2 separate regions of the Mus musculus genome follow, and region 2 is linked to region 1. Evidence: chromatin loops called from intact Hi-C (ENCODE). Cell type or tissue: left cerebral cortex. All regions are shown on one strand. Each heading gives the region's core, and the rest is flanking DNA. Links, peaks and the distances in the headings are about the cores only.

The links. Peaks named below come from ENCODE experiments on the same cell type or tissue, not always from the same donor. Only the 100,000 strongest peaks of a DNase experiment are listed, where the experiment ranks them.
Region 2: a loop joins it to region 1, with 4 times the contacts of the local background. A loop is called at or near these places in 23 of 42 quality-filtered maps.

Annotation. Positions count from the first base shown.
Region 1 is chr16:30,250,238-30,255,614 of GRCm38, forward strand. Gm33330 (a long non-coding RNA gene) reads right to left here and starts at 2,987. Exons shown (of 2, transcript XR_876005.1): 1 at 2,589-2,987. In left cerebral cortex, for the core only: a CTCF peak has its summit at 2,017 (motif pointing right); a DNase peak (open chromatin) is centred at 2,006; H3K4me3 peaks cover 529 bases.
Region 2 is chr16:30,500,960-30,506,336 of GRCm38, forward strand. No RefSeq gene overlaps it. Among named protein-coding and RNA genes, the nearest start is that of Gm52252, 16 kb to the right of the region's middle. In left cerebral cortex, for the core only: a CTCF peak has its summit at 3,317; a DNase peak (open chromatin) is centred at 3,291; H3K27ac peaks cover 427 bases.

The DNA of each region.
Region 1 (5,377 bases), core at 58-5,057:
ACTCCACTCATAAGCAGAGGCTTTAAGTCACCTCTAGGCAGGAACCCAAGAGTACCCCAAAAGCCCTCTAAGAGTCAAGATTCTCTAAGGCGGAGCTGAGCTCCGGTTATGAGAGTTGCCAGGGGACAGAGCTGTTCCCACTGCTCTCAGAGAGTGGCCCAGGAGTGTCTCAGCAGTATGCTTGATGGCTCCAAAGAAGGCACAGGATGGAGAGTCCCAGAGAGACTGCCTCCATTGGGGAGGGGTGGGGAAGGAAGCAGACATTGGTCCTGTTGCTCAGTTCAACCAGGTACAGGGCATGGCTTAGAATCCTAGGGCATGCTGAACTCTCCTGGTGGAGGTGTTTTCCATTTAGGAAAAGCTCTAAAAGGGCTTTCCTTCCTTCCTTCCTTCCTGCCTTCCTTCCTTCCTTCCTTCCTTCCTTCCTTCCTTCCTTCCTTCCTCCCCTCCCCTCCCTCCTTCCTTCCTTCCTTCCTCCCATCCCTCCCTCCCTCCCATCCCTCCCTCCCTCCCTTCCTCCCTCCCTTCCTTCCTCCCCTCCCTCCCTCCTTCCTTCCTTCCTCCCCTCCCTCCTTCCTTCCTTCCTCCCCTCCCTCCCTCCCTCCCTCCTTCCCTCCCTTCCTCCTTCCCTCCCTCCCTCCCTCTCTCCCTCCCTCCCTCTCTCCCTTCCTTCCTGTCTGTCTTTTACTGGTATTTGAAATGTTCTTTTGTGTGCGGATGTACATATGCCATGGCATGAGAGTAGCTGTCAGGGGACAAGCTTCTGGAGTCGACCTTGTTTCTGCCACTGTGCAGGTTCTGACTAGATCTCTATCTGCCTCCCACTTTGCTGTAGGAGTCCTGGGATTACCCGTTGCTCATCACCATCAGGCTTTTTACACAGGATCAAACTTAGATGCTGCTTCCTGCCGAATGTCACTCTCAGCCAAGTGCACACGCCAGGTGGAACTCTAGCCCCTTGGGCAAGACAGAAACATCTGTACTAGTCAAGTTCTCTTACTCACAGAGTCATTGGACAGAAGCCCCTGGCTCATTCTGTCACTCTGAAGCCAGCAAGCTAGTCAGAACCTTCAGCAGCCACCACAAAAAGCAAAGCAAAGGCTCTAGAGAGCGCGGCACACCGGGCCTCCAGGTGAGTGAAGCTCTTGTTTCAAAGCAAATGTTGCCCCAGCTGTCTCACAGCCCTGAAGAAGCATTTCCCTCCAGGGATGCCCCACCCAGGCAGTGTCTACCATGAAGGCTGGCCCAATAATGGTTCTGACATCTCCTGATATTGCAGGTCTGAGAGCCAAGCCTCTAGCTTAGTGTTTCTCAACCTTCGGTCAGGACCCCTTTGTTGGGGCTGGGAGGGGGGCGTCGAATGATGCTTTCACAAGGGTCACCTTAAAACCATCCTTCAAATCAGATAATTACATTATGATGCATAACAGTAGCAAAATTACAATTATGAAGTAGCAATGAAATAATTTTATGGTTGGGGGTCACCACAACATGAGAGGGCTGTATTAAAGGGCCGCAGCATTAGGAAGGCTGAGAGTTACGGCACTAGCACGTGGGCTATAAAGGGCTTGAAGACAGGTGTGCCTGTTTCCAATATGTAAAGAGAGATGTAAAAGAAACGGCTATTTATACTCAAATTAAGATTCTAAAATACAGGCTATATATATTGCCAAGAGGAGATTGTTTTACAAAATGATGAACGACCAATATAATTCTAAACAGACAAAAGCCCGCTTCTTCCAACACACCCTGGCGGTCCTGGAACCCTGAAGTAGACTTCCATGCACCCAGACTCCAGTAGTAGATGTAGGCAGTAATGACTGTTGACAGGGTCGACAGCATAGCGGTGTCTAGCGGCACCTTTCGGCGTCGTGAGAGGACACAACAAGCTACCTTTGTGCCAGACCAGCCTCACTGACACCAGGCGGAAAACCAATTACCAACTCCGTTCCTGGACGCGTGGGCAGATAGGACCTGGCACTGCGGCTGTGCTGCCAGGAGGAGGCGTCACGGCCACCGCGGAAAGTCGTTCTACCAATTGGCCACAAGGGGGAGTGCCGAGACCAAGATCCTAACATCTGCAGGGTCACGGCCAGATGTGTGCTCGGAAGCAAACTGAAACCTCGGAAATAATTCACGGTGGGATTGCATAGTGCTAGGTTGTCTACTCTTTCACAGCACCGTCCAGCTCTCCAACATCTTCTATTAGCACCGGAAATTTTAGAAAAGTGCTTTTCCCTTATGCCCAAGAATGCAACCTCAAAAAAGAATCAGCAGTTTGCACGTTGTCAGGAGACAAGCCAACCAGAGCAGGTAAAACAAAGCCATGGCCCAGTGAGTAGCCAGCATTTGTCCAATCGTATCCCCACCCATACCCGCTTCCTTAGAAGTACAGCCGTGTCGTATCACACGGGGAACACATTCTTATAATGGTAGGAGGTTCTGTCAGGGTTTCCATTGCCCTGACGCCAACTCAGGAGTACAGGTCAGCCACTCTATGTGGTCTCGTGCAATCAACAGGCAACATGAGATGTACTTGGATACCAAAGTCTAAAGCAAGGGGCTGCACAGTAAACATTTTGTTTTACCTTTTTTTAGGGTCTCAGGGACACCATCCAGGGCCTCTCACATACTAGACAGGCAGTCTGCATCTCGGTAAAGGTTTCCCATACACGAAGGAATGCACTCTGAATAACGATAAACAGGCATAACAGTGTATGGGTCATCCATTGTAGGTATAGCATGCCATCCATAATTGCATGCGCTATACTTTTATGACGACAGAGTTGCTTTACAGTAGATTCCCCAGAAAACAGTGAATAAGATCCTCTGATTTTTGAACAGTTACCATGTTGCTAGAAGGTAAGAAGTTTTCAGATCTGTTACTGCTATCTTATGAGACCGTCTATGTACGTGGCCCATTGCTGACCAAAACATCATTTTAAAGGGCTGAATAATAACTATAATAATACAACAATCACTCTTTGGAAACCTACCTTACACCACTGTCTTGGTGTGCTGTGAAGTATTGAACTATTGGTAAGGAGGCACAGAGCTCAGCAGTCTGCCCAGAGTTCCATGGCTCGCAGGTGACAGGAGGTCACCAACCTGCAGTGTCAAAAGACTCCTGTAACAGAAAATCCTGTATGCCAACAGGAGGCACACTACAAGGACAAGGTGGGTTGGGGTATAAGACATGCTTTTCTATACAGTTTGTGTCTTGATTCAATCAAAGATCCGTATACTGTGTTATACTGGGTAGGTCCCATGAAGCCAACATTCACAACAGCCCTGGCTTGGGATGCAAACGTCACCATTGGGCACAAATCTGGGCGGCGCCTATGCAAACTGAACTTTGTTCTCTACCCTGGCTGTGGGTTAGAACCATGAGGAATAAATACTTTGTTGTTTATTTTAGAGGGTGACATCCTTGCCACCTCCCAATGTAACTTTAGTATTTTTAGTTAGAATCTCAGAAGATGAAGCCCAGACACCATAACTTGGTTTATACTGAACTTTGTTTTTTGCTTTTTGGGTTTTTTTTTTTTTTTTTTTTTTTTGGTTTTGTTTGTTTGTTTTTGTTTTTTTCTTCTTTGCGATAGATTCTCTCTATTTTGCCCAAATGAGACTTCAATTCCTGGGGCCAAGTGATCCTCCTGCCTCAGCCCCCTGAATAGTCAGGACTGCTGGTGTACGTCATTATGCTCAGCTAATCTTTGGGGCTTGTTTATATTTTGGTGCTGGAAGCTCAACAGTGCTAGCACACTCGGGAGCCGCAGCGCCGGTCTCTGATACTCGTTTTGATTGTTTTTAAAGTCTAGATGATCCTGGGGTTCCTCCAGCGTCTGTGTTGCTTAGATGAAGAAATAGACCCAGCAAGGGGTCATGAGTTAATAAATGTCAGAAGTTCTGAAAGCAGGGGACAGATGCCCTGATTTCTACTACAGAATCACAAAAACAAACATAAAACCCCAAAACCCAAAACCACTCGATTCTTGGTGGTTGTCACCGTGGCTCAGTGGTTAAGAGCATGTGTTGATCTTCCAAAAGACTTAGGTTCTGTTCCTAGGACCCATTTCAGGTGACTCACGGTGGCCTGTAACTCCAGCTCCAGGAGGTATGACGATCTGACTCTTTTTCTGGACACATATGCACATACTCCTATATGAATATACATACACATACACAATTCAAACTAACATAAATATTAAAAAAAAATAAAAACCCTCAGCTGTTGGATCAGGCTGGGCCACCCCACAAGGAGACATGACAGGAGACCCCTGGGTATCAGACCACACACAGAGAGCCACCTGCTTACACAGCTTACCTTGATGTAAGCTGGCTGTTACCACCAGTGTTCAGTGCTCTTTCCCCAGAGTCATTTGACTCAACACCATATTACGTCCTAATGTAATCCGGAGTTATGCTTTTAACATTTTTAATTGTGTGTGTGTGTGTGTGTGTTCAACCATGCACATGTGTAAATACAGATATGTGTATGCATACACATGCTATGGTATGTTTGTGAAGGTCAGTGGACAACTTTTGGAAACAGTTCTCTCCTTCTACCATATGATCTGGGGATCAAATTCAGGCTGTGAGTTATACACAGAAAATACTTTTATGTTCTGAGCCACCTGTCCTAGCAGTCCTGGAGTTATGCCTTTGAGAAGTCGTAATTGAGAGAACTGTTAGCTGCTTTTCTCCTTTCTTTCTGAGGTGAACAAATGACTTCTTGGGTCTCGCCTGGAACTCAGGCGCGACCTTGGATATTCCTTGGATAGACAGTTCTAAAGATGCTCTAATGTGCTCTGTGCTGTTATGTCCCCAGATGCTGTCCACTCTTAGAAAAAGTGGGCTGGCAGTTTGTCTTCTCTGAAAACTGAGACTACAGGAAGTTAGGATGCTGTGTGGAGGCTGTAGCCGCACTTCCCAGGTGACCCCTCTGGCTGGGGCCCTCAGATGAGGGCTGCTCCCGGAAGAGCACCTGCAGTTGGCTCACCTGCCGAGGTGCCCCAGCAGCCAGGCCTGTCGGCCCAGGTGGCTTCCTCTGCAGCTGGTGTGGCTGTGGGCTCTGCAGTGGGGTCACGCCATCACTGGGGGCTTCAGCGGAAGTGGTAATGCTGAGTCTGCAAAGCCAGGCATCGATAGCCTCAGGGAACCCAGCTGCAGGACCAGCCATTTTTTGGACCTTGCTCTTTAGAAATCAAACAGTTTCTGGGCTGTGCCCAGAACCAGAGCGATGGCAAGCTCTGAGAGGGCTTCAGCGAGGTGCTGCAGCAGTGCGGGGCTGCAAATGGTTTAATCTAGTCAAGAAATTCAAGCTGAAGAAATGTAAAATTGGTTCTGTATAATTGATAGTACAAGTGTGGACCTT
Region 2 (5,377 bases), core at 286-5,285, 250 kb after region 1:
AGGTATTGTACATGTGAGTGCAGGTGGCCTCAGAGGCCAGAGGAATCCGATTCCGTGGAGCTGGAGTTACAGGTGATTATGAGCTGCCAGATGTGGGTGCTGGGACTTGAACTCAGGTCCTCTGGAAGAGCAATATATGCTCTCAATGGCTGAGCCCTCTCTCCAACCCCATCACTGAAGTTTTTTTTTTAGGAAAATGACATTGACAATTTGCTACGAGATCCCTCTGGTGGCAACAGGGTGGACTGGAGCTGGACAGGAAGACTGGAGATCCGTTAGACTGTGGCTGAGGCAAAGGCTCATGGGTAGCGGAAGCACCACGTGCCTCTGAGCTTCGCTTCGCTAGTGTGGTCTGCAGAGCTGCAGCCTGGGTGACACCTTGAGTGTGTCAGAGACACAGACGCTCGTGTGTATGTGTGAGCCTCACCCTGACTCCTGTAAGAAGACAGGAGATTCTCAGTAAGTGCTTTAAAACCTGGCCCACGTTGGTATGGCTCCCTGGGCTTGTCATTTGTTCCTAATCATGGATCCTTCTAAGAATCAGAGGAAAGGCAAATGTGCATATGTGTACATAGTAAAATTGGAGAGGATCTATAGAACAGCATCAGGGTTTTCTCTTCTCACGACTGGGTCTGAAGAAATCTCTAACTCTTCGCAGTTTAGATGGGGGAGGGAGGGTAAGGAGTTGGTGCTTCAAAAAATTTTAGGCCTGAAATACAGGTTGTTGTTTTAGGTGTCTGTAGAGAGCCCAGGCAAGGCTCCATCACACGCAGCCTTTGCTGTGAGGGGGGCAGACTCTGTTCCCATACTGCCCTCAACCCCGGCATTGTTCTCCAAACCTCTGGTGATCTGAGCAGATACCCTAGAGAGACAAAACGGGGCCCACCCTGGCTTCCTTGGGCAGGACAGGGCCTGGCTGTATGTTTTTCTTTAGTTTCAGAAAAGCCAAAATTAGCCTCTCTGTTGTTTCTTTTCTCAGGAGCCTCTAAATTGTATCTCAGGAAAGGATTATTGTGCTCTGGGGACCCTATCTTATCGTGGGGTGTGGCGGTGGCAGGGGGTGGGAGTGGGGGATGGGTAAGAGGGAAATGGTCTTTGACAAATTGGTTCACTTTGGACAATCACATGACTTCCCACCACATCATGCCCACCCCAGCTTCGGTAAGGCTATTGTGTCAATTCCCAAATATTCAGCCAAGTGGGAGGCCTAAGAAAGTCCGGGAGAAACGAGATCTAAAACACAACCATGTGGATGAAGCCCTTTGCTTTCTCTGTCAGGGGTGACACCAGGGAGGCCCTGGCTCTGGGACTTGTACACTGGCTTGAAGGACTGCACACACAGCTGTGGCAAGCCAACTGTTAGGGGCAGTCACCACCTCCTCTTGAGAAGAACAGTTCTGTCTGAGGTGTGGGCTCTGGAGGCTGGAGCATTGGAGCCAAGTGTGTGTCTCAACATAGGCTGGGGTCCCTTGCTGACCCCTTCTGAGGAGATATGAAACTATTCTCGTGGCAAAAACTGCTCAGAAGACAAAACTCACGTGTGGTCAGCCAGGGAACAAAATGTGAGCTGTTTCACACAAAGAATTTAAGGCACGGCCAGGCGTTTGTTTGCCCTTACGCAATCTTCAAAGACTCCTGGGTCTGGTGAGAGCGAGCGAGCGAGCGAGCGCGAGCGTGAGTTCCCACTGACCTCACTCAGCCTTGCTCAGCTTGGGGACATTGGAGGGGGGGCGCGGACAAGGCTGGGGATGGGCAGCCACACGTGAGAACGAGCGTTATCGACGGGGAACACTTTTTCCTCGTGCTCATTCGGTCATCTGTCTGATATGTCTGTGGGTGGAGGTGGGCAGGAGGGAAGGGAGTGTCCAGAAAAGAGCCATGAGGTCATCGGTGCACCGGGCTTCCCTCGCTGACCAATTGTCTTCCTGACGTGGATTCCCAGGGGCTGTACCTCCGCTCCCACACTTGCTAGGATTCCCGATTTGGATCTACACATTTTCTTCCATCTCAAACTATGACCCGACAGCCAGACAGGCAATATATTGTTTGTCAAGACATCTGAGATTTATCTGAAAGCTGCAGCTTGTTTTCAGCTTTGCCGACAGCTTGGATGCATTGGACCCTATCTGAGAGCTATTCCTGCTGCATAACCCCCTAGCTAGGCACCACCATATAGGCAGCCCTCCACCTCCTTGCCCAAGCCCTATCTACTGTTCTGTGACATCTTACTAGGATTTGGGGTTCCTCCCCATCCCCCCCCGCCCCATATCACTGAATCAGTATTACTAGTGAGACGCCTAGACCTTGAGAATCTGTTGTGAGCATGACACCTTCAGAGAGTCTGCAGTGTGTGTGTGTGTGTGTGTGTGTGTGTGTGTGTGTGTGTGTAGGTAGGTAATATGAAAACTGACTTAGCTCCAGTCTTTGGTTCATGAATAGTTCCACTGTGGACTACAGTGTAGAAGTGTGCAGCCGCAAATGAGTTAAGTACCCAACCTCCCTTCTCTACAGACATCCTTCAATAACCAATGAGGCTCAACCCTCCTGACACACTGGTCCTTTTTCCTGGCTGCATAGAGGAATTTGCTGGGTTTTGAACAACAGCCCATCATGTGGTTTCCAGGCAGAGATTAGGCATGTGGGAGATTTTCTCCTACCTTACAGAAAGAAGCAAGCACCTGCCCTGGAGTCCCAGATATCGGCTTCCTCAGGAGTACAGGTGTTGGTAGTCTTAAAGGGGTACCCCCTTTGAACAGTAGTTTTCAGCCCATGTGTCTTGACTTCTGGAGGAGGGGGTGTCAGACAACCAACCCTTTCACAGGGGTTGCCTAAAACCACTGGAAAACACGATTCATAACGGTAGCAAAATTACAGTTATGAAGTAACAAGGGAAATAATTTTATGCCTGGGATCACCACGACATAAGGGACTGCATTAAAGGGTCACAGCATTAGCGTGGCTGAGAACCACTGATCTAGAAGCTTAATAGGAACCACTAAGTACAGTCTTCTGGGCAGACGTCGGGCTTACAGGGCATTTTCTTTCAAAGAACAACCTCACTGTCTGAGAATCCGGATGTGTTGCCACCCTAAGGTTCCAAGGTAGTCAGAGAAAAGCTGCAGCCACCTCAGGGCTCTGGGGAGAGGAGGCGTGGCTCCGTGAGCTGGAACCTGACGTTTGGAAGCAGCTGGTAAACAGAGAGGAGCTCTTCAGGTGAACTACTGGGTCAGCAAAGGCCAAAGCTGCCCCGACGGCCTGTGGGGCCAGCGGAAGGCACAGTAGGACCCGTGTCCAACAGTGACACCGTGAGGCAGCAAGTAGTCACAGCAGCGGTAACGGCCACTAATATCCGTTGGTTTTTACTTAGCCATCACCGGTCTCTTACTACTCATACTTACTATGTCCTGCTTTGTTCTCTGTGCCTTTATATTGTTCATATTTGTTGATGGATTCATTGTGTTTGGATGTATATACTTTACATAGCTTATATAGTCATTTACTGGAAATATTTGTGTGTGCTATGTAGCTTGGTGGCTTTGAACCTCTGACCCTCCTGCCTCCCCCTCCATAGTGCTGAGGGCTATGGGCACAATCCACCACGCTGGCAAATGCACAGCCTCTACTGTGGAACTAGAGAAACAAAAATGAAATGATGTTTTCACCCTCAGAATTTGCAAAACAAAAAAAAAAAAGGTGAACGTGGTTATGGGGGTCCCCAACCCAGTCACTAACTCTATAATACACAAAGGGTTGGGCCAGGAAACGTGAATGAAATCTAAACCACGAACAAGCCACAGGTAGTTCTGATGCAGGGCCAGGGTGGAGAACTGTTGCTTTAATTCAGTAACCGTCACAACTCACAACGAACAGGCAGTCCCATTTCCAGGAACAGTCTAGTTTTCATGAGCATGGCCGAAACTGCCTTTGTGTCATACATGTGTGGGGAATTGTACTCATACACATATAGGACATGTATGCATCCATGCGCCCCGGGCTCTTGACCTCTCTACTTGGGAGACCATGATCTGCTCTTCAAAGACAGACTCAAAGGTCATATCCTTGGTAACTTGCCTCCCAGCTCTGGCTTTCAACAGCCCAGGCTCGCTGGATGCTATGATCTCATCTCTAGACAACACAGGCCAGGACTGGGTGTTATTTAGATTCCTTCCAGACCCAGCAGGGTGGCCTGGACACACTAACCCCTCAGAAAGTATTATTTGATGGCTGGAGAGACTGCTCTTCCAGAGGACCCTGGTTCAATTCCCAGTCTCCACATGGTGGCTCATAACTGTAACTCCAATTCCTGGAACTGGCACCTTTATAGACATATACATACAGACAAAAACATCAATGCACATTAAAATAAATAAAATTTAAAAAGTGTTAGTTGAATGACTATAAAGGAAGGGAAAAGCCAAAGAATATGGAAAGGCAAAGGAGGCAGAAATGTAACCCCATTCATAGGCTAGTCAGTGAAGTCTGATTTAATGTTGGTCCCTTGAGAGAGTTCGACATTTGTTCTGCACTGTGACTGCCCATTGGAGCACTGGCCTGTCTCCCAGTAACTGTGCGTACAGGGAGAGGTGAAATTACAGTATTACTAAGCAACATTCCTTGTCTCACAACCGCTTGTGATGGGAAGATATTAACTATCTCACTTTACAGCTGAGGAAACAGAGGAAGATGTTTCCATGTCGAGCTCCATGTGGCTCAGGGGTAGGGCGCTCGTGGAGCACTCTCTAGCATGGGTTCCCTGTCTGCTCAGTGGGCTCTGCTCTGCCTCTCTGACTCGGCCATTAAGGCCAGCATCTCAGACTGATGGTTATTCTTTGTCAGCGGGACTGGATTTGGCAGCACATCTCAAGGAGATTCTAGTGTGGTTTAACAGAGTGGGGCAGACATGCCCTGAGGGTGGTTGGCTCCCCGTGGGCTGAGAGCTGAGCCTAACACTTACTTCCCTGAGCCTCCTGACTGTGGATGCAAGGTGAGTTGTCCTGCTGCCGTGCCCCGCCCCCTGCAATGAGAACCTGCACCCCTTCAAATTGTGAGCCCCCCCAAAAAACCTCTTCCTCAAGTTCCTTCTGGGTGGGTCCTTGGTCATAGTGATAACAAAAGTAACTGAACTAGTCCAGTCCCCTCTGTCTCCCATCTTCCCTGACATGCCAACACTGGCTCCCCCAGGACACTGGCTCACTTGGGACCGTAGGCGAGTCACTAGATTGACTGCGGGGGGGGGGGGGGGGGGGAACTATTTCCTGCCCAAGGCTGCTCTGTGACCAAGGTAACACACTGTGTGGCTCTGCTCACACATCCCAGGGTCTCCTCAATCCTGCATGCTCACCATTTTAACTGTACATATGGCTGGATAATAAAAATG